Linked DNA regions of Homo sapiens: region 2 is linked to region 1. A link is a loop called in an ENCODE intact Hi-C map of the cell type or tissue named here. Cell type or tissue: K562. All regions are shown on one strand. Links, peaks and the distances in the headings refer to the core of each region. The heading gives the core; the rest is flanking DNA.

What was found. Hi-C counts contacts between places; a loop is a spot of excess contacts. Peaks named below come from ENCODE experiments on the same cell type or tissue, not always from the same donor. Only the 100,000 strongest peaks of a DNase experiment are listed, where the experiment ranks them.
Region 2: it touches region 1 in a loop (2.7-fold over the local background); 2 of 110 quality-filtered maps call a loop at or near these places.

The regions. Positions count from the first base shown.
Region 1 is chr22:22,210,774-22,221,721 of GRCh38, reverse strand. It overlaps IGL, IGLV10-54 and the pseudogene IGLVIV-53. Among named protein-coding and RNA genes, the nearest start is that of VPREB1, 29 kb to the left of the region's middle. In K562, for the core only: a CTCF peak has its summit at 7,114; DNase peaks (open chromatin) are centred at 5,964, 6,476, 6,908, 7,201 and 1 weaker place; H3K27me3 peaks cover 1,296 bases.
Region 2 is chr22:22,861,967-22,872,914 of GRCh38, reverse strand. The region is part of intron 2 of LOC105372948 (a long non-coding RNA gene); the gene reads left to right. It overlaps LOC124905086 (a long non-coding RNA gene), which reads left to right and starts at 9,793. Exons shown (of 2, transcript XR_007068015.1): 1 at 9,793-9,882; 2 at 9,976-10,572. It also overlaps IGL and IGLV4-3. In K562, for the core only: no CTCF peak of the experiment used is centred there; DNase peaks (open chromatin) are centred at 4,668, 5,840 and 6,347; H3K27me3 peaks cover 1,551 bases.

The DNA.
Region 1 (10,948 bases), core at 5,609-8,108:
TGCGCTTTCAGCCACAGGCAGGGCTAATCACAAAGTGTTCCTTTATTTTCCTCTGCAGTTGTCCCTTGTGTGTGACCCTCCTTCAAGGCCCTTGGCTTCCGCAGCTTGATTCTGCACTCCGAGTCCATTCACCTTCTCCCATCCAATAGCATCCAACCCCGCTGCTACTGCTGCCAACCTGGCCTTGGGAGCAATGAGGACGAGGAAGGGACAAGACCCCTTTTAGGCCAGAACTGCCTTCAGATCAGCCACGCTCCATGGGACTGTACCTCTGCCCTGGAGGCTGGAGAGCTCAGTGGCTGCAGACTGTCTCAAGGAGCCCCTGGCCCTGCCCACCTAGCCAGGGGTGCAGCCTTGCCAGAGAAGCAGAGAAGCGTCTGTGGCTGGGTGGGTGATATTGAAAGATTCCTTTCACCAGGGTGGAAGCCAGGATCTGAGGCGTGATGGAATGTGGACAGTGAGGCAGTGACAGCGCCACAAGGCAGGAGTCATCTCCAGGCACGTCCTTGGCCTGGAGCCCATAGGGACAAGCTCCTGGTGGTGCCTCACTTTGCCATCCTCTCTAAGCCGCAGACCTTGAATGGAATCAGTGCTCAAGAGTCTAATTGGGCCCACTCTGAGGATGCCTGCGGGAATATCAGCTTTTACCGCACCACACTGCACTTTACAGTGTGGGAGGGCCTGCCCCACGCACCACCTCACCTATACTGCGGTTCTCAAACTTCACCCTACAGCCATTCTGTTGTAGGTGATCTCAGGGGCAGTTTGAGAAACAGTGGCTCAGGGTCTCACAGCAGCCCTCTGAGATAGGTTGGTTGCTATTGTCCCGATTTTTTCTCATCAAGAAACTGAGGCTCAGGTGAGCTAAGGAATGTGCCCAGGGCCACAGTTTATAAGAAGTAGCCTCAAGCCTTGCTCATGGTTACTGCCCTGACAGGGATCTAGGAAGGAGTGAGCAGGAGAATGGGATGAGGCAGGACCCTCCGCCCCAGCCCTGCTTTCTCTGCCCAGACACCTCCTGCCTTGCAGACCCAACCCCACCCCAGATGGTTTCCTTTCCAGTCACCCAGCTGCTAGTTCTCCAGGTTCCTGGTCTCACTCCAGGTTCCTCCTGTTAGAGAAGCATCCCAGAGACATTCATTCCTGGCAAGGATGAATGGTTTTCCATCTCCCTTAGGGTGTCCAGACTCTCTGCCCACACCTTCATAATTTAGTTCTTTATTTATATTTTCATCAAATTCTATTTTAATTATACCAGGTATTTCCCCCGATCACTGATGAATATCTTCTAATTATAATTGGATTCCTAATAAACTTATTTGGTAAATAAATCTCCTGTATCATGTGCACGTCTTGGGAAGGAAATTGTTGCCCACAGAAACGTGAGGAGGCTCAGAATGTGCTATTAGCAATGATGCAGACATTCTGCAAGTGATAGTTGCGTGGAAGGGCTGCAGACTCTCACCGTAGGGCATACATGGCTGAAGCGTCACCACCAGTGCTGGCTGTTGTCACAAACAGCAGGGGCCTAGTGGGAGCCCAGGCAGCACAAGCAGAGGGGATTTTCCCATTGGCCTAGAGCACAGTGTAAGCCATGCCCTGTCAGCCCATCTGAGAGAGATGATCTGCTCCATCCTCAAGGTGAAGGCCAGAGACGACCAAATAACTTGAGACTCTGGAGGAGCCTCTCAACCCAGAGAATTGTCTGGGGACCCCAGAGGCCTGGTACTCATTTTAGCCTGAGCATAATCTCAGAACATAGTTGGAGGGCTCCCTGGATTCTGTAGGGAAAAGAAGGTATTTTTGCCACCGATATGAAAGCCGATATGCTCTGAGTGCAGGTGAGTGTTTGATCTGCATGAAGATGCTGGGAGTGAGGACACCTGGGTCAGCCCAGCCTGGAAGAGGGAACCTGGAAATGCAAACATTTACATTGTTGGAGCAGGTGTCAGGGTTAAGCTGTTGGCAAGTCTGAGCCAGAGGGGCTGACACAAGCTGGGAACTGCCCCAGGTCTCTAGGCCTTTTCCCTACATGTGCAGGGAGTGAGGACAAGCACGAGAGGGGTCCAGGCCATGGTAGACACAGCTCCCTTTGGTCCAGTGGGATGGATTGAGTTTATTACCTGCTGTAGGCCTCAGCGAGGAGGAGCTGGTCATGCAGGTGTGGCCCCAGCTGCTATCTGCCCCACCTCTCCCTGAGCACTGAATAAGGATCTTTTGCTGAGGGTCTTGTGGGTAGGAAGGGCTAACAGGCAGTGAGACTCTGTCTGCCCCACGGAAGGACCTGGGAGGGAAAGCTGCTGGGACAGCTGGTAGGCCTGTGAGCAGGGGCTCTGCTAGGCTAGAGAGGACCCTTCTCTGAGTGCCCATCACAGTCCAGGCTCACTGGAACTAGAGGACACCCCTACTGAGCCCTCCATGAGAGCACCCAGTGCAGTCCTCGGTGACCCTGACATCCTCAGTCCATCTTCTGTGTTCTCAGGGGGTCTAAGACTTCCTGTCATCTGACTGGTCACTGTCATTCAACAAACAGTAATTGAAAAACCTGAATGGCCAGTGATGTGATCAGCTCCAAAGTACTTTATATTAATATATTCTACATGTTTATGGACAACACACTATCAAACCACGAAAAGACATGGAAGAAACTTAAATGCTTATTAGTAAGTAAAAGGAGCTGACCTGCAAATGACATGATACGTGATTCCAAGTATATTACAGTCCAAAAAGGGGGAAATAATTTCAAGTGTATTACAGTCAAACAAAGGAAAAAAGTAGAAAAGTCATCGACTTCCAAAGGTTAGGGGAGAGAGAGAGATGAATCAGTAAAGCCAGAAGATTTGTAGGGAAGGGAAATACACTGCATGATACTGTAATGGTGGATATATGTCATTATATATTTGCACAAACCCATAGCCATAGGATGTGCATCAGCGAGAAAAATTCCTTAAGGAAAATACTGACTTGTAGTGATAATGACCTGTCAATGTGGTTCATCAATTACAGGACATGTACATTTCTGATGGGACCCGTTGATAAGGGGGAAGGCTGGACATGTGTGGAGCCAGGGAGGATAGGGAATATCTTTCTACCTTCTTCTGTATTTTGCTATGAACTTAAAACTGCACTAAATTAGTGGCCAACAAAACTGTGGAGAAATGCTCATCATCACTAATCATCAAGATATGCAAATCAAAACCACAATGAGACGCCATGTCACACCAGTCAGAATGGCTATAATTAGAGTAAAAAAACAACAGCTGATGGTGAGGCTGTAGAGTAAAGAAAACACGTATACACCGTATTTCAGGCATTGTGGAAAGCAGTTTGAAGACTTCTCAAAGAACTTAAAACAGAGCTACCATTTGACCCAGCAATCCCATTACAGGGTATCTATCCAAAGACAAATAGATCATTATACCCAAAGGCCACATGCACTTGTATATTCACCACCACACTATTCACAATACCAAAGACATGGGATCAACCTAGGTGCCCGTCAGTGGTGGGTTGGATAAAGAAAATATAGTTTATATACCCCATGGAATACTATGCATCCATAAAAAGGAATAAAATAATGTCCTTTGAAGCAACATGGATGCAGCAGGGGGACATAATCCTAGGCAACTAACACAGGGACAGAAAGCCAAATACCACGTGTTCTCATTTTTAAGTGGGAGATAAACATTGAGCACGCATGGCATAAACATGAGAACAATAGACACTGGGCACTGCTAGGAGGGGGAGGGAGAGGAGGGAATGGTGTAAAAAACTACCTGTTGGGTACAATGCTCACAACCCGGGTGCAATACACCCATGTAACAAACCTGCGCGTGTACCTGCTATATTTAAAATAAAAGTTGAAATTTAAATTAAAAATATGTATTAAGAGCAATTTAAAAAGATAAAATTGTATACTTCAACATCACACAATATACCCTTGTAACAAACCTGCACATGTACCACCTGAATTTAAAATAAAAGTTAAAAATTTTAAAAATAAAAAATAAAATAAACATATTAATGCAAAATTTTAAAATAAAATGTTAACTCATTCTGGGAGGCTGAGGCAGGAGGATCGCTTGTGCCCAGGAGTTCGAGACCAGACTGGGCAATATGTTGAGACAAATAAGATTTGTTTTTAATTAGCCAGGCATGGTGACACCCACTTGGAATCCCGGCTACTCAAGGAGCTGAGGTGGGAGGATCACTTGAACCAGGAAATTTGAGGAACGAACTGATTTCAACACCAGATTTACGCATTTATACACCATTGTCAAGTGGGATTTATACTTAAAATAATGGTTGGGTTCAACATTAATAAAAGTTTTGGTATAATACCATATTATTACATCACAACCAAAGATCATATTGTATCAATAGATTTTTAATGTGTTTGGCAAATTTTAATATCTATCCCTAATAAAAATCACGTAAGAATACAGAAACAGATAAATTTGTTTATGATATGGTAACACACATGCGTGTGCACGTGTGCACGCGCACGCGCGCGCGCGCGCACACACACACACACACACACACCTGTCTTGGTCCGGAGTCATCATCTTACTGCATGGAGGACATTTTCCCTGAGATCAAAAAAATGCAAAGGTACCCCTTACCTCACTCATTACTCATCATTGCTCTGAAAATATAAGACAAGAAAATTAAATAAAATGTATTAATGGATAGATGTCTGCCCTGATGGGAATAGACAGTATGAAAGACCAAATGCATTTTATGGTCTTAGATCTTTGGGTTCTTGTGCCAGAAATGACAGCACAAATATCCCCAATGAGCCCATGTTGGTCACAGGTGATGAAAGGGGGGCAAACCACTGGGTAACACACGCAGAAGGGAGAACTTTAGCCCACTTTTCTCAGGGCCAGGAGGAATATTTCAGCTCTGAGGCTGTCACCCTAGGTCTGCGATGATGATCATCCTCCTGCTCAGGGTGCAGCACAGTGAACAGCCATCAGCACCTTCAGAGTGCTTCAGGATGGAGCTTCTGGTGCCAGACTGCATCAAAGCTACCCACATTTCTCCAGCTTCCCTTAGTTCTGACCAAGTGACCACAGCACTGACACAGAGTCCAGGGTCACAGCTCACTTGTGCCTTGTGAGCCAGAGCAAGAAGGCAGGTCTTGTGTGACCTCAGCGGCCTCTTCCCCTAAGCCCATGACAAATATCCCTTTTATAAAGAACTGAGGGAGAAAGGCCCCAGGGTGTGGTGGGGACACCTCAGAGCTCTGTCTCCAGAAGCTCCACTGCGGGGAGGATGGCCACAAGCTGTGTTGGATCCCCTGGCCAGGCTCTCCTAGGCACAGAATCACTCCATCCATATGCACCCTGGGTTCTCACCGTGTATCAGCACTTCCTGAACCAGACTTGGGTAAAGACTTTAAAGAGGTAAGAGAGAGATGCCTCAAATCTAAAGCAACGCAATGGGAAAGGTGGACTCAGGAGGTGACAGGGTAGTGGGGCCTCATGGGTGGAGAAAAGTCACACATCAGTGGGGACACTGTTTGGTCAACTTCCCTAGAGTCAGCTGAGTGGTTTACCAGCTGTCTGCACACTAAATAACACAGTAAGTTTCCCAGGTGTCACTACCCAACAATAGAGTGAGAAGGATCCTCCATGCATTCATCACTGGAAGAGTGATGCTCTCATGCGTGGATTTTTATCTTGATGGAAAATTATCCTGAAAACAGCTATATAGGTGTTTTCTTTTTCTCAAAATGTCAACATCTCTGTCAACTGTACCCCAAAGCTCCAACTTCACCTGCTCTCTCCACACACTGCCCATGGCTGTTAGAGGACAGTGATGAGTCGAAAGAAGAATACGCATGGGAACACTGTTTTGAGTGTGTGGGTGTTGAGATTACACAGTAATGTGGGGCCCAGGAGGCCTCAACCAAATGTATTGGACATATTTGGATCTGGAGGAGTCCAGGGATCCCTGTGACAGCAGGGAAGGGGATTCTAATGAGAAGACAGGGCATGAGCAGGCCACAGAAGGGAGGGGCTGCTGGTGGCCCTGCTGAGTGGATTCTCAAGGCCAGAGAGCAGCACCCTCGGTGACTTGATCCCAGCATCTTCAAATGGAATGGATAAGAAAACTCTGGAATAATAAATATTTCCTTAGTTAAACCTAGTGTTTCTTTTTTACTAATTGCTAGTGCATATGTATGTTCATGCACTAGTATTATATATATGTAACTACTAATATATAAACAATGATGTTCCCTACACACATTTGTTAATAAGGCAGGCTTGCTAATTTCACTTCATGTTCCTATTTTTAACAGTCCTAAATAGTGTACACTATTGTGAATGCATCCCTTGTCTTTTGGGTGGTCCAGTTTAAACAGTGCTCTGTGAGGCCTGTTCAGTGAGGCCGAGGGAGCTCTTGAGTTTTTATCTCACTTCCCCACTGGCCTGAGGCACTGTGTGAGCACTGAGGCTGCTGTCCAATGCTGAGCAGTAATAGTCAGCCTCGTCCTCAGGCTGGAGTCCAGTAATGGTCAGGGAGGCTGTGTTTCCTGACCTGGATGCAGAGAATCTCTCTGAGATCCCTGAGGGCCGGTTGTTATTCCTGTAGGATAGGAGTTTGGGAGGGTGGCCCTGGTGCTGCTGCAGCCAAGCTGCTCCTTGGTTGCCAACAATGTTGCTGTTCCCAGTGCAGGTGAGTGTGGCGGTCTGTCTCAAGCCCTTGGACACCGAGGGTGGCTGAGTCAGCCCTGCCTGGACCACTGACACTGTAGAGGGGACAGAAAGGAATGTGAGAGCAGGATCAGAGTCCACTGAGCCAGGGAGTGGAGAAGCTGGAGCAGAGGTGGGTGCAGATCCCTGGGTAAGGTCCACTCTCACCTGCAGAGTGAGTGAGGAGGGTCAGGAGGAGCAGAGCCCAGGGCATGGTGCAGATTCCCACTATGCTTGCTGAAGCTCTGTTTGGAGACTGGGCTCCCCTAAGTCTCTTTTTTATAGCTCCCAAAGCCTTCATGGGGGTGGAGTCACAGCATTTAAATAAGATCTTGCTCTCTGACTTTTCCCGGGCCTCCATGTGCTGGTTACTCAAAGATCTGAAGCAGAGAGGGAGGAGATGAGCTGACCCAGGGGTGGAGGTGGCCTGGCTTATGGTGACCCCTGTCCCCACAGGTCTGTGTTGCAGCCCAAACCGAGTCTCAAGAGCACCCTGATGGCTAAACTTCAATGCAGGTTCTGAGTGGTTTCCAGGCTGGTTGGGGCCATCTCAGGAATTTCTCCCACTGTCCCACTCTGTCCAAGATCCCAAACCTTTCTTACCTCTCGGACACAACTGGGCCATGGTAGCCAGAGAGTCACTGGTTATCCTGATCCTCTTCTGAAGCTGCTCATGGTGTTGGAGAGGGACCCAGGGACCATGAGAAATCTAAATAAAAGGGGTTTCTGGCAAAGCAGTGCCCTTCTCACTAACAATGAGCTGCAGAGAGCTTGTCATCCACTGCATCAGCAGCTCATGTAGACTCGCTTTACTTAATCATCTGTTACCACCCCCAAATCAAGAATATTTTTCTGTATTAATTTTTTGGAATTTAATTACGTAATATTATTAGTACTTTTATCACTAGACACTAAAAACCTCTCTATGGATTTATTTCATTTTTTAGCCATTATACGTGTCTCCATCTCTTCCTAAGACACCCATTTATGTGAAATAATGTGCCTCCAGTCTACTTTCCAAAAAGCCCGTTATATAAGCTTGAAGAATTCGTTATGCATGTTTCTGCTTTAAAATAAGTGGCACATTGTTTTTTTCTTGAGAGCTTTTGATTTTGTTTAATTTGGTGGGAGTTTGTTGTTATTGTTTTTCAACTGATAATTATATTTTTATTCGTGTCGCATAAGAAGTTGTATTACTTCCAACTGGCTAGCATTTTATCTTCTCCTTGTGTTATAAATTCCACTTGTGTTGAACACCTATGTTGCTTCCAATACTTTGCTCCGAATAAGGATCTCTTTATAAACATTTCCTTGTGTCTCTGTATAGGTGGACTTCTGCTTGACAGAGGCAAACACACTTCTCCTTGTGTGCTGAGGAACTTTTCTCCAGATGGCAGCACTTGTTTATTCACCCAGCTGTGAGTGTTTGTGATTCCCAACATGCTCACTGGAATCTTAGTTTATTTTATTTTGCAATATCATTTTACTGTTCCACACTCTCAATGACTTCATGCTTCATTCAGAAGTAAATCCACAGTTGTCAAAGCACCACGTGAACCCACAGTATCTGCCTCCCTCCCTCCCTCTGCCAACTCTCTGACCACGTCTCCTATGCTCTGAACTAACTCCTTTCCTCCCTCTCTACCCACCGTCTCTCTCCCCGCTCAAGTCAGAAGATGATGATGGGCCATGTGTGAGATTGGATGGGACTAGGGTAATGGGCTGTATCAAGGGGGCAGGCTAGAATCTTGGATCCGCACAGCCACCTCTGCTTATACCTACCTACACTCCTTCTCAAGGACAATATTTTAAACATAAATATAAACATAAGAGAATGGATACAACCTCACTAGTCACTGCTAAAATGTTTTGAGCGTCTTCATGTAAGAGAAAATTTCAATATTGATCATTGTCTCTTATAGTAGTGAGCTTTGACACTATTTTCTTATGTGTACTGTGTATTTCATTGTTTTTTAAACCCAGAGTTTATAGATTTTGATATTTTGTCAACATTATGAACTGCTACATTTTAAAGTGATTTCTGAAAATATATGAGAGAAAAAGAAATGTTGATATGCTATTTGCACATATGATAACATTTGTATTTAACAAGCTTTAATTCAACAATGTGTAAGAACATCAGAATAATATAATGCCTTCTTGGTAGATAAACATAGCAACTAAAAAATACAAATTATTTCATATTTTTGAATTAAATTATTGTATTTAAATGTTTTACACTTTTGCTTATTTCTCATATTGCTAGAAAAATATGTTATCCAATATCTTTATGGGCCATAAGCTTTCTATTGTTCCACATTAAAAATAAAATGATTCTAGTGGTTCAACCTTAGGGGTATCTTTTTTTTAGATATAAATGGACATTATTAAGAAATTAAAGAAGTATACTATATTCCCATATTTCTTAATTTGTCTTTGTGTGTGTATATACACATGCATGTATATATATATAAATATATACACACATGCATACACACAAATATATATAATATAATATATGTCTATATATGCACATGTATATGCATATGTGTAGATGTACATATCTAGATATTTAATAAAGGAATGATGGTTAGAATTTCCTGAAAATTCATAGAAAAGGCAATTTTTGTTGTTAAATTATTTAATAATGGGAACGAGAGACACTAAATAAATAGCCCTTGACACAAAGCCGTCTTTTTTTTTTTATTTTACTTTAAGTTTTAGGGTACACGTGCACAACGTGCAGGTTTGTTACATATGTATACATGTGCCATGTTGGTGTGCTGCACCCATTAACTCATCATTTACATTAGGTGTATTTCCTAATGCTATCCCTCCCCACTCCCCCAACCCCACAACAGGCCCCGGTGTGTGATGTTCTCCTTCCTGTGTCCATGTGTTCTCATTGTTCGATTCCCACCTATGAGTGAGAACATGCGGTGTTTGGTTGTTTGTCCTTGCCCATAAAAAATTATGAGTTCATGTCCTTTGTAGGGACATGGATGAAGCTGAAAACCATCATTCTCAGCAAACTATCACAAGGACAAAAAGCCATCGTTCTCACCCTGAGCATGTTGCCCAATTTTTATCTCCCTCTTCCTTTGTGAATTTTTCCATCAGAGATTCTCCTCTTTGATTCCTGTCCCCTGATAGGGCGTGTCACCTCGAGCCACAGATCTTTCAGGAAACACAGGACTCAGGCCGCTGAAACAACGAGGAAAACAAGGTGACACCATGCATAGTGTCCTTCTCTCACCTTCACCTTTTATGGATTATTCCCGGCTAGGACTACAACTCACACATTTCCCCCACTCCTGTGGCTGGGATAGCAGGAGACACAAAGCACCAAGGGTGTGCGCCCACCGGAGTCAGAATCGGATCACTTCCTTCCCATGATGCTCAGGTAGACCTTACTGCCTGGTTCTCCTTCTTCTCCAGGAAGAGCAGCCCTTGGGAGGACTCCGGCATCCTATGAGCAGGGAGCTTGTGGCAAGCAGCTTTGCCTGCAGCTGAGGCAGGGATAGAACAGGCTGCACGGGTCCTGAGGAGGGCAGCGAAGCCCACAGCCTGGGTATGGGAGGAGTCCTCAAAGGAATCACAGTCATGTTTTGAGCCTCCAGACAGACAAGGACTTCTGGATGGCAGGAACCCAGCTGATCAGTCTGGAATGCTCTTTTCTCCTGCTGGGCAGGGCTGAAGACAGTTTCTCTCTGACCAGCTACTGTGGACCCAGAGTGATGACCAGCCTGAGCCATAGAGTTTGTGCCTGTGTAGGGATGCTCAGGCTGAGAATGAGGCAGCAGCAGTATGACCACAGTGCAGGAAGCTGGAGGGGCATGCAAGCCACGTGCTCACACCTGGAGTGGAGGGACATGCAAGCCACGTGCTCACACCTGGAGTGGAGGGACATGCAAGCCACGTGCTCACACCTGGAGTGGAGGGAAAGCCTCCTTGATAGAGCAATATTGAAGGCACGCACTGCATTTATTGTCACATGATTGTGCTGTGAGACACCTTACATATTTATATTTAGTTGTCAGAAAAACCTCATGGTGACTGAGACAGATGTCAAACTCACCTTTACCCTCCCTTGGCCCATGCCATAGGAGACACATCCTGTACCACAGCTTCTGGAGTGGGAACCCTGCTACAGAATATGCTTTAAAGTGGTATCTGCCCATGTTGATGTGAAGACAGCTTTTCCTTTGTTTTCCCGTCACCTTCCGTTGAGGGGTGAGATCAGGCCC
Region 2 (10,948 bases), core at 4,584-7,083, 650 kb before region 1:
CTTCTCTTCCTGCTGTGGCCTTGTTGGGTGGCTCCTTGGTGAGCAGAGAAGGACGAGGGCTTAATTGAGTGTATAAAAATATGCCCTGTCTCCATGTCTGTACCCAGTGTCCTCAGACACTCTCTGGTGTTGAGTGAGGAAGTGCTGCCCACACCATATGCACACACACACTTCATGTCTTAGGTATTCATAGGTGTAGGCAAGAACTCAGATATCTTCTCTGTTGATGTGAATATCCATGGGGAAGGAAGTTCCAACATAAATCCTTCTTGACGTGTTCTCATCGTGGACCTTAAAGATTCTTAGGCTCTCACAGCCCTGTCTTGATCATCCAGCAGCTGGTCTGGGTAATGGAGTTGAGTTGGTCTTGAACAGGAGATTGTAGGAACAGGGGACATGCTGGGGGAGGTCAGAATTCCATGATGAGACTCAGTGAAATTGCTCCTAGCATCTTGGAGATTGTAGTTTTTATATTTTAAAAAATGTAAAAATTGAACTCTCATAAATGATGGCTGACAGGTCAAGATCCATGTCCTTTCCTGGGGCAGAGCCTGGTAATAGAGCACAGGGCACAATGAGACACTGGGACACGGTCATCTCATCCTAGCCACTCTCTCAAGGTCCTTTTCCTGCCTGGGCTGCTCTGGTCTCTCCCAGCATGGTCCCCACAGGCTGTTGTGGAGGAAACAGAAAGATGAGTTTTCAAAATGGCCTCAGTCATGGCCTGCATCTGCTTCTGCCTAGGGGTGTCTTGGAGGGAGGAGAGTCAGAGGTCTCAGGGTACTGGAGAGGAACCCAGGGCTGTTGACTCTGAGTCCCTGAGGAGAAAGGGGAGGTGGGAGGTTTTGGCCTCACTTCCCCTTCATCTGTGTCACTGTGGCTCAACCGACTTGGCCATCAATCGTGTGGCTCTCTCCACAGTGATACTCAGCCTCATCGTCAGACTGGAGGTTGGAGAAGGTGAGGTAGCGGTCAGCCCCAGAACTGGAGCCCATGAAGCGATCGGGGATCCCGTCCCCCTTGCTGTGGCTGCCATCACTCTTAACCTTCATTATATACTGGGGGGACCTCCCTGGTCTCTGTTGATACCATTCGATGGTGTAGGTGCTGTGCTCACTGCTTAGGGTGCAGGTGAGCTTGATCGAGGCTCCCAGCAAGGCAGATGCAGACGGGGGCTGAGTCAGCACAGGCAGAGCACAGAGACCTGTAAACAGAATGTCATGAATGATGCTGAATGCACAGAAGAACTGGAAAGAATGCCCCTGAGGACTGGTGCTCATGGGAAAATAGCAGTGAAAACATTTCCCTGAATTCCCTGGGATGTTCTGACCTGTGGAGAAAATGAAGGGCAGTAGGTAGAAGGAGACCCAGGCCATGGTTGGAGGGACTTCCAAGAGCTCTATTCGAGACTGCCCAGTGGAACCTGGACACTATGAGCTCCTGTCTTATCCTCTTCTTGAAGCTCAAGAAGGGAGGAGCTTTGAATGCAAATCTGCTCTCCACTTTACAGCATGTCTGTCTGAGGTACTGTCTGAGCTCTGAGTCTGAGGGCTTCATATTGGCAATTTCTCAAGGTCAGAAGAAGGGCCAGGTGGGTGTCATGAGTGGAGCATGAATTTTACCCAATAGAAGGGGCCTCAGAGGAAGCATCAGTCATGCCCTTTGTGCTTGAGCCCTACCAGGGAAGTCACTGGGGTCCTCAAAACAAGGCCCTCTAGTGCACACAGGAGGAAAGTCATCCTCCACGAGCTTAAGCAGAATGACTCCTTTGAGACATTAATACGTGCCAGGCCCTTTGGAGAGTGTTTTGCAGGCACCACCTCAACCACACATTCACAGTAGCCCCACAGCAAGCATACGCTTAAGACACGACCTCTCCTTTAGTTTATTGATGGGAGAACCAACATCAGGAGGTTACAAGATTTATCAAATCCTCCCAGAGAGTAGTGAGTGGAGTCAGGATTTCACCCATACTCAGAGCCTGACCTTACAGCTCCTCCCTGCCCTGCCTCCTACCCCATGCCTCCTCATCTTCTCTTCCCTCATCCAGGACCCGGAACCCACTTATCACAGCCCTGCATTTTTTAATCAGGTGCACTGTCCTCCAAGTCCTTTGGACAAAGGTGTGGATGCTCCCTCTGCTCCCTTCACGGCAAGTAACAAAAGAGCGTGTGTTAGCAGTGACACTGGGGACATCCAGATGTGTGGTCATGCTCCTCATGCCAGCCTCCTCTCCAGACAAGTTAGGATCAGGATTCCATTTCTAACAAGGTGAAGGGTATTGAATTTGGACAACTGTCACATTAGATACTGAAGCATTTTAACTTTAATAAATACGAGTGGCGGGAGAATATTTCCTACCTAATATCTTAGAGACATGTATTGCTTTTCCAACCTAGAAGTACTAAGGATGTGATGAAATGAATTCATTAACAAAACACTGGTTCATTAGAAATAGAAATAATGTGTGAAGCCCAAGGTGTCCATGGGTACAGACAGATGCCTCCACACATTGCACCTTGGAGTTTGGTGAAAAGAGATAACTGAGATAAGATGAGGTCACATGACACCAATATGCCTGCTCCTGTACTTGGCTGAGCATGTCACTGCAGCTCCTCCAAGCCCTTCCCAACCAATGCTTCCACTCCTCCTGTCACTTGACTGGAGGTTGGACATGGTTGGTGGTGTGGAGACCTCAGAGTCTCCACATTGGTTCCTGCTGACCGCTCAGGCAGGTCAGTTCTGACACCCTTGCTTGTGGGTCCTGATACAGCGTTGGATGTAACTTGCTAAGACCACTCTGGGAAAATACACCTTCATAAAAATGATTGATGCTTGTGAGTTAGGCAAAAATAGCCCTTTGTGAAGAATAGCAACACACTCACCTTCAATACTATATTCCTCATGATCAGCCCCCTTTCATCTAGATCTACATATAAACAATAACTTCCTACTTTTAGTTGGTTTTATTGTAAGAATCTTCCCACAGAAAGGGATCCTTGGAGCACAATCCACAGGGACCATTGCCATTCATTCCACTGACCAATAGAAAAAAATGCCTTTGATGGCTCAGATTTATCTTCGAACTGGAAGTTATAGTCAATGTCTTTGAGAAGGGAAGAAGTGTGAAACACATTGTAAAAATTCCCTGGTTTCTGAGAGCCCGCCATATTTCTACTTTGGTTGGAAAATGGAACAGCCATTCTTCCCTAAGGAGGCCCTCTGGGTCATAGGACTCTCCATTGCCCCAAGATGGTTCTAAGTAAGTACTGCAGGGGCTGTGATCCAAATGGATCATCATTCATGTGGATCTGCTCTGTCCAGTATAGCAACCATGAGTCCCAGGGAGCTTCTGAGTCCTTAAAATGTGGGTAGTTCAAGTTAAGATGTGATGTGGGGGTAAAACACACCGGATTTCAAAAAGGTTGTAGGAAAATAACATAAAATATCTCAATATTTTTATGTTGATTACATATTGAAATAATATTTGGGTAAGCTCAGTTAAAGAAAATATAGTACGAAAGTTGCTTCCACCCGTTCTTTATTACTTTTAAAATGTGGCTACTGAAAAATTTTAAAGGCATTGAAATTATATTCCTAGTAGACTCCTCAGCACCAGAGAATTCCTACTGCATTGGAAATCACTGCAAGTATGAGTTACTTGATTCAAAAAGTACAGAGAACTTTCTGGAGTCTTAGGGAGATGTCAGTGCTTTACCTTAAAGCACAGTGACAGGCCCACAGGCTGTTGTTAAAGAACAGGGTCTCTGGGACTGGAAGACTCAGGTTCTGCTCCTGGGTCAGGCACTTTCTAGTTCTGACATCGGGCAAAGTCCTTTTCCTTTCTTTGCCTTAGCTTTCCCATGTGTCAAAATCTGTATCACAGATTCTCCAACTGGAAATGGAGAGATAATGACAATATTTGGCTCATGGAGTAGTTCGTATTGAGTGATTTAATAAATATGAATTGTTTTGAAGAGTGCTTGATATGTATTAAACACATAAGAATGAATAATTAAACATTATTCCTTCTCCTATTTCAACCCTAATCATTATCCTTATTCTTATGATAGTACAAAGGTAGTAAAGATAGAAGCAGATAACTTAGGAAAACAGAAAAGTTTTGAGTTGGGACATTTGACACAACCCTTCCTTGCAACACTAAATGCACATGTACACATATGTACACACATACACACATGCACAATCTACATGGCTCACACACGGCACAAATTGTGCCCAACCTTGCAGCCTACTGTCCTGTTTAGTAGGCTTTCTGTTGCAGGGACCAAGACTGGTTCTCAGAGACATCACTAGGATGTGTCCTAGTAGGACTACAGCAAAATCCCTTTGTTGTGTCCAGGCGCTGTGATGCATGTTACTCCCCCAGTTGCTTCTCTAGAGCTGGCCTGGCTTGTGACTTCCTGGTTCTATGAGAAGGCACCCAGTTCCACAGAAACTGTCAAGATGATCTGCACAAATTTGGCAATCAGTTTGTGATCTGTGACTGTTCACGGTAGGCAGTGTAGAGGCCTGAATGGGCAGGTGAGGATTGCTGGTCAATAGGGCAGTGCTGGTGCCACCGAGGAGAAGAGGCCCTGGGAGCAGAAAGCAGGGGCACCTCACACTATTTACTCCAGGTTATTCCATTGAGGCACAAGGGGGTGTTTAATGGGCTCTTAGGATGCAAAGTTCATAGCAGAGCTGAGCTAGGCTTAGGACAACCAAAAACTGTCCCTGGGGGAGAGAAACTGATAAGCTTAGTGTCCCAGGAAGACTTGGTCAGGGAGGCAGCTGCACTGAGCCCCGTGCACTGAAGAAGGGGTCTTGCCTCACTTACAGCCCGGCTGGGAGCCCATGGGAGAAACTCTTACCCACATATCAGAGATTTGCTCACTCTGGTGATGGTCAGAGAGCATGGGTGGATCCTGGACATTCAGGGAATATTGTCAGCTGGTGGCTAATATAACTCGTAACCCACCGTGGTTTGATTCTGTGGAACCAGCATGGGCATCTACTTGGGGTGATTGGGAAGGTGAAGGAGTCCTTCTTTAAAAAGCAGAGGATGATGTCTCCCATGTCAGCATGCAAAGGATGAGAAGGACAGCCAGAAAACATGTCCCTCAAGGTGGATGAAAGAGACGTCATTTTTCAGAGGGCCTGGGGTCCTTCTGGGCTGTCAGGTAATGCCCCACCTGAGAGGTTGGTGGTGCACATCCCACCTGCAGAGCCCCAAGGAGAGGCCTGAGTCATGGCAGACACACTGTTAGGAATTTGAATTTCAGTCCCCTCAAATTTGTATAATGAAGTCCTCACTGCAAGGACCTCAGAGTGGGATTTTATATTTAAATAGGGTGATTACAGTTGAAATTAGTTAAGAAAAGGTCATACTGCAGCAGAGTACGTACCCAATCCAACACGACTCATGTCCTTATAAAAAGGGGAAACTGTGACACAGACACGCACATGAGGAATACTCCATTTGAATGTGAGGCAGAGATTGGGGTGATTTCCCTCCATGGCAGGGAACAGCAAACACCTCCGCAGCCAGCAGAAGCTGGGAGAGGCATGGAACAGATTCTCCAGTGCTCAGAAGGAGCCAACCCTGTAGATACCTTCATCTTAGATTCTAACATCATCTGCAGAATAGTGAGAAAATACATTTGTGTTCTTTGAGCCATAGGGCTGTGCTACTTTGCTATGGCAGCCCTGGCAAAATAATACAGACACCCCTAGGATCTCTGTGTTCAGGGCACCTCCAGTAGGGCTGGGCTCCTTGTAGATGCTTTGGTCTCTGTTATCCACAATCCCCTGGTGAGGAGCCTTCCCATCCTGTGTTTTCTTCCCCTAAAGTGTCTGAATTTTGTTTTCAAGGAGCCTGTCGCAGCCCTCTAGGCAGCAAACAGTGTCTCCAGTGACCTTAGACCCGTCTCTCCAATGTCTTCCCCCTCTGGGTGCTGCTGGGATCTCTAACCAGACTCAGAAGCCACTCTCCAGCTCCTGCCGGTCAGTGGAAGAATGAGGCCCTGGGCAGGGAGAGATGGCCAAAGATCCCTGGGCCAGAAAACCTTAAACACCCTTCAGATGAGCTCAGCTGCCCCTTCCCACCCGCTTACTACATCACTCTCCCGTGGATGAAGTTGTAGCCCCTGGTTCTGCAAACCCCTCTGCTTTCCTCTCTGGTTGACGTCACATTGAAACAGTTTCTGAGACATTGGAAAAGATGGCAGTAAAATGCCCAGGGATGCTCTCCTCAGTTCCTAGAACTCGATTTTAAGTCACTAAGTCTTTCTTGTCCCTAAACTTCTCAAACTCTCTGCACTGCAGTTTCTCCATCTGAGGTCCAATTTTCATGAATGACATCAGCAATAATTGCTGCCAACTCATGAGCAGCTAGGGTGTGTCAGGCTCTGTGTTAAACACTTTGTAAATATGATCATTAAACTCCTGCAGTATTTTTAGGAAAGAACTTGCTTTCTGTTTCCAATTGATTTCTGCACACACCGGCTCATCTTCACCTTCTGTCAGGAGTGGAAGCAGTTTGAGGTCTTCACTGGATGCAGATGCCCACTGTTGAACTTTACAGACATCAGAAGCATGACCCAAATAAACCTTTGCTTCTTTACAAATTACCCAACTTCAGATATTCCTTTTTAGTAAAAGGGACTGAGACACATTAGTGGAGGAGAAATAGGTCACTTATGCTTCTCAGAAGGTGCGTTATGTAGGTGAGTTTCAGCTGTGCATGAGTGAGGAGGGTGCATAGGAGCTAAGCCACCCAAAGTGTGTTCCTTGGAGGACCAGCATCAATCAACCTCAACTGGAGGCTATTTGCCATGGAGAATCTGGGGCCCCATTCAAACCTGCAAAGACTGCATCTGCAGCTTAACCAAACCCTATATGGTTTTTGTGTACCCATTGAAATTTCATATGCTCTGGGCTTAGCCACAATGGAAAATCTCACTTCCTCTGCTTTTGACAGCAAGGTCTTGTCTCCCTGATGTGCTTCCTGGGCCACCTGGGTTTTGTGGTTGACTGTCCTGCCCTCATTTAACTGAGCTGGATTCAGGTGCTACATGCTGTCATGATGCACAAGAAAGTTTTAAGAACAGATGTTTTTACAATCCACGTGGGTGGTATAGGGAGGAGACAATGCCCCAGTGAGTTGTCGAGAGAGAAACAGATGGTTCATGTCATTTGCCTTGTTTCCATTCAGCTCCAGTTATTCTGGACTTTGTTTATTTCTCAGACCTATTGAGCCATCTTCTGTGTTCAAGCGTCTATGAGTTTTTAAGTGAAACTTTTTCTGTGTGTAACTCACCTCCTTATCCAATACCTACCTAAATCCTAGTTATCCTTTCAGATGTCTGTACTTACCACTTGCCAAGGAAGTGGTCACTGACCACCAAGTCTCTGACACCAAATTACAATCTTTTAGCATTTATGGCTAAGTATATTCATGGTTGGACATGACATATCCAGTTTGCATGAAGTAGCACCCCATCCAGTAGCACCACAAATCGTGCCTTTTATGATGCTTTAACAGGAATGGGAAAACAACAGGAAGTCCTGTCTGCGTACATGAAAACATTTGATGTGACTGTTGAAATAACCATGTGGTTTTATTCTTTAATAGGGAGCATTAAAATAATTAATTTCCATAGGTTAAGAATCCCTTGAATATTGGGGATGAATACTAGTTAGTTATGGTGTTTAATCCTTTTTATATTTTGCTAGTATTTTGTTGAAGTGTGGTTGTTTTGCATCTGTTTTCATAGAGGCTGTTGTGCTCCAGTTCACTTTTCATGTCTTTTGTTTTTGTATCAGCATACTTCTGGCCTCATAGAATGAGCTGCTCATGTTCCCCTTTCTTATATTTTTGGAAGGGTTTATGAATAATTATTATTAATTCCTTAAACAGTTCATAATATTCATCAATGAAACCCTTCATGCCTGGGCCGTTCTTTGTGGGAGGTTTCAATGACTAATTTAAACTCTTGTTATAGTGTTAATCAGACTTTCTATACCTCCTTGAGCCAGTTTAGTAGTTTTTATGTTTTTAGGGATTTTTTCTTTTCATCTAATTTTTGGTATGCAGCTTTTCACAGTGTTCTCATATAATACCTTTTATTTTTCAATATCAGTGTTCAGAGGATGATATCATTGTTTATTCCTTCCATATCTCATGCTGGAAGATGAACTCCACTGTAGGAGGTGGGCCTAGTAGGAGGTGTTTGGGTCATGAGGGCTGACCCTTCATGATTGGCTTGCTGCTGTCCTCATAATAACGAATGAATTCTAACCACTAGTTTAAACAAGATCTGGTTGTTTAAAAGAGTGTGGCACTTCCCCACTCTTCTCTCTCTTTCTCTTTCTTTCTTTTTTTCTTTCTCTCTTTCTTTCTTTCTCTCTTTCTTCTTTCACTCTCTCTCTCTCCCTCCTTCCTCCTCCCTCCCTCTCTCCTTCCCTGCCTCTCTCCCCCCCCGTCTCGTCTCATCTCTTCTCTCTCTCTCTCTTTCTTTCTTCCTCTCTCTCTCTCTTCCTTCCTTCCTCTTCCTTTTGTTTTGTTTCTTTCCTTTCCTTTTTTGCTTCTTTCCTTCTTTCTTTCTTCCCTCCTTCCCTCTCTTCCTTTCCTTTCCTTTCTCTCTTTCTTCTTTTTGTTTCTCTTGCCATGTGACATGCCTGGTTTCACTTTACCTTCCACCATTTTTGTAAGCTTCCTAAGGGCCTGACCAGAAGCAGATGCTGGCACCATACTTCCTATACAGCCTGCAGAACAGTGATCCAATTAAACCTCTTTTCCTTATACATTACCCAGCCTCAGGTACATCTTTATAGCGGTGCTATAAAGGTGCTATAAAAATGCAAGAATGAAAGAACACAGAAAATTGGTACCAAAAGTAGATTGTTGATGTAAGGATAATGCAAATGTGAAAGCAGCTTTGGAACTGGGTAAAAAGTACAGGTTTGAAGAGCTTAGAGGGCTCAGAAGAAGACAGACAGATGAGGGAAAGTTTGGAGCTTCCTGGGGACTGGTCAGCTGGTTGTGACCAAGATGCTGATAGAGATACGGACAGTGAAGTCCAGGCTGCTGAGGTCTCAGATGGAATGAGATAGTTATTGGGAACTGGAGCAAAGTTCACCCTTGTGATGCCTTAGTAAAAAGCTTGGCTGAATTCTTTTCATGCCCTAGAGATCTGTGGAAGTTTGAAATTTAATTACTGCACCATTGGGTTTAGGACTTGTGTGGGGCCTGTTCTTTTGGTTGTTTTCTCCCTTTTGGAATGGTAATGTTTACCCAAGGCCTGTACCACCATTGCATCTTAGGTGTAAATAACTTGTTTAGATTCTACAGGCTCATAGGTGACAGGAGGTTAGTCTCAGATGAGACTTAGGATGTTAAACTTGATGCTGGAACGACTTAGAACTTTGGGGGATTATTGAGAAGGGATTATTGCATTTTGCAATGTGAGAAAGGCATGAGATTTGGTGGGCCAGGGGTGGAATTATATACTTTTAATATTTGTCCCATCCAAATCTTATGTTGAAATGTAGCTGCCAGTGTTGAGGTGGGCCTAGTGGGAGGTGTTTGGGTCATGGGGCCACGTGGATCCTTCGTGAATAAATTGGTGCTGCCCTCATGACAATGAGTTGTTGCTCCCAGTTCATGTGAGACTGGTTGTTTAAAAGAGTGTGGCACTTTCCACCTCTCTCTCTCCTACTCTCACCATGTGACATGCCTGCTCCTCATTCACATTCCACCATAATTGTAAGCTTCTTGAGTCCCTCACCAGCAGCAGATACTGGCACCAGATTTCCTGTAGAGCCTGCATAACCATGAGCCAATTAAACCTCTTTTCTTTATGGATTACCCAAGCTCAGGTACTTCTTTATAGCAATACAAGAGTGAAGTAACACAAAGAATATACTTTATAGATTTTCTATTTTTTTAAGGTACTCATTTTTTTTTTGCAGGTTCTACCCTGGAGAGTGTTCCATATGCACTTGAGATTATTATGTATTCTGCTGTGTTGGATGGACTGTTCTATAGTTGTCTATTAAGTCTAGTTGTTTTGTAATGTAATTTAAGTCGTTTATATCTATGTTTATTTACCATTTCTATATGTTTTTATGTAGTTACTATATTTGATGTTTTTGTTTTCTTTATTCAGAGTCACATCTTTAGTATGATTTTCTATCTGAGAAGTGTTCTTTATTATTTTCTATAGTGTGTGTCTGCAGGTCATGAATAGTGCAAGTATATTTATGGTTAAAACCATTTTATTTTGCCTTCCCTTCTGAAAGATATTTTCACTGAGTAAAGAATTCAGAATTGACAGTTTTTTTTAATTTAAAGAACATGTTTTACTGATACATTATAATTGTATATGTTTATGGGGTATACGTGCTATTTTGATGCATGAATACAGTATGTAAGGATCGAATTAGTGTTTAGGATATCCATCACCTTGAGCATTTGTCATTTCTATATGTTGGGAATATTTCAAATCTTCTATGTATTTTGAAATGTACAATAAATTATGTTAACTATGTTCACTCTGCTGTGTGATATACAACAATAGACCTTATTGCTTTTATGTAACCGTATGTTTGTGCCCATTGACCAACTACCCCTCATCCCCACAACCCCTAACCCTTCCCAGCCTCTCTGGTAACTATTAATCTACACTATACCTCCATGAGATCAGCTTTTTTTAGCTCCCACATGAGAGAGAACATGTGACATTTGTTTTTCTGTGCTTGGCTAATTTCACTTAACATAATGACCTCCAGTTCCATCATGTTGCTGCAGAGGATAAGATTTCATTCTTTTGTTTATGACTGGAAAGTATTTCATCGTGTATGCATGCCACATTTTCCTTATGCATTCATCTGTTGATGAAAACAGGTTGATTCTATAGCTTTGCTATTATGAATAGTGCTGCAG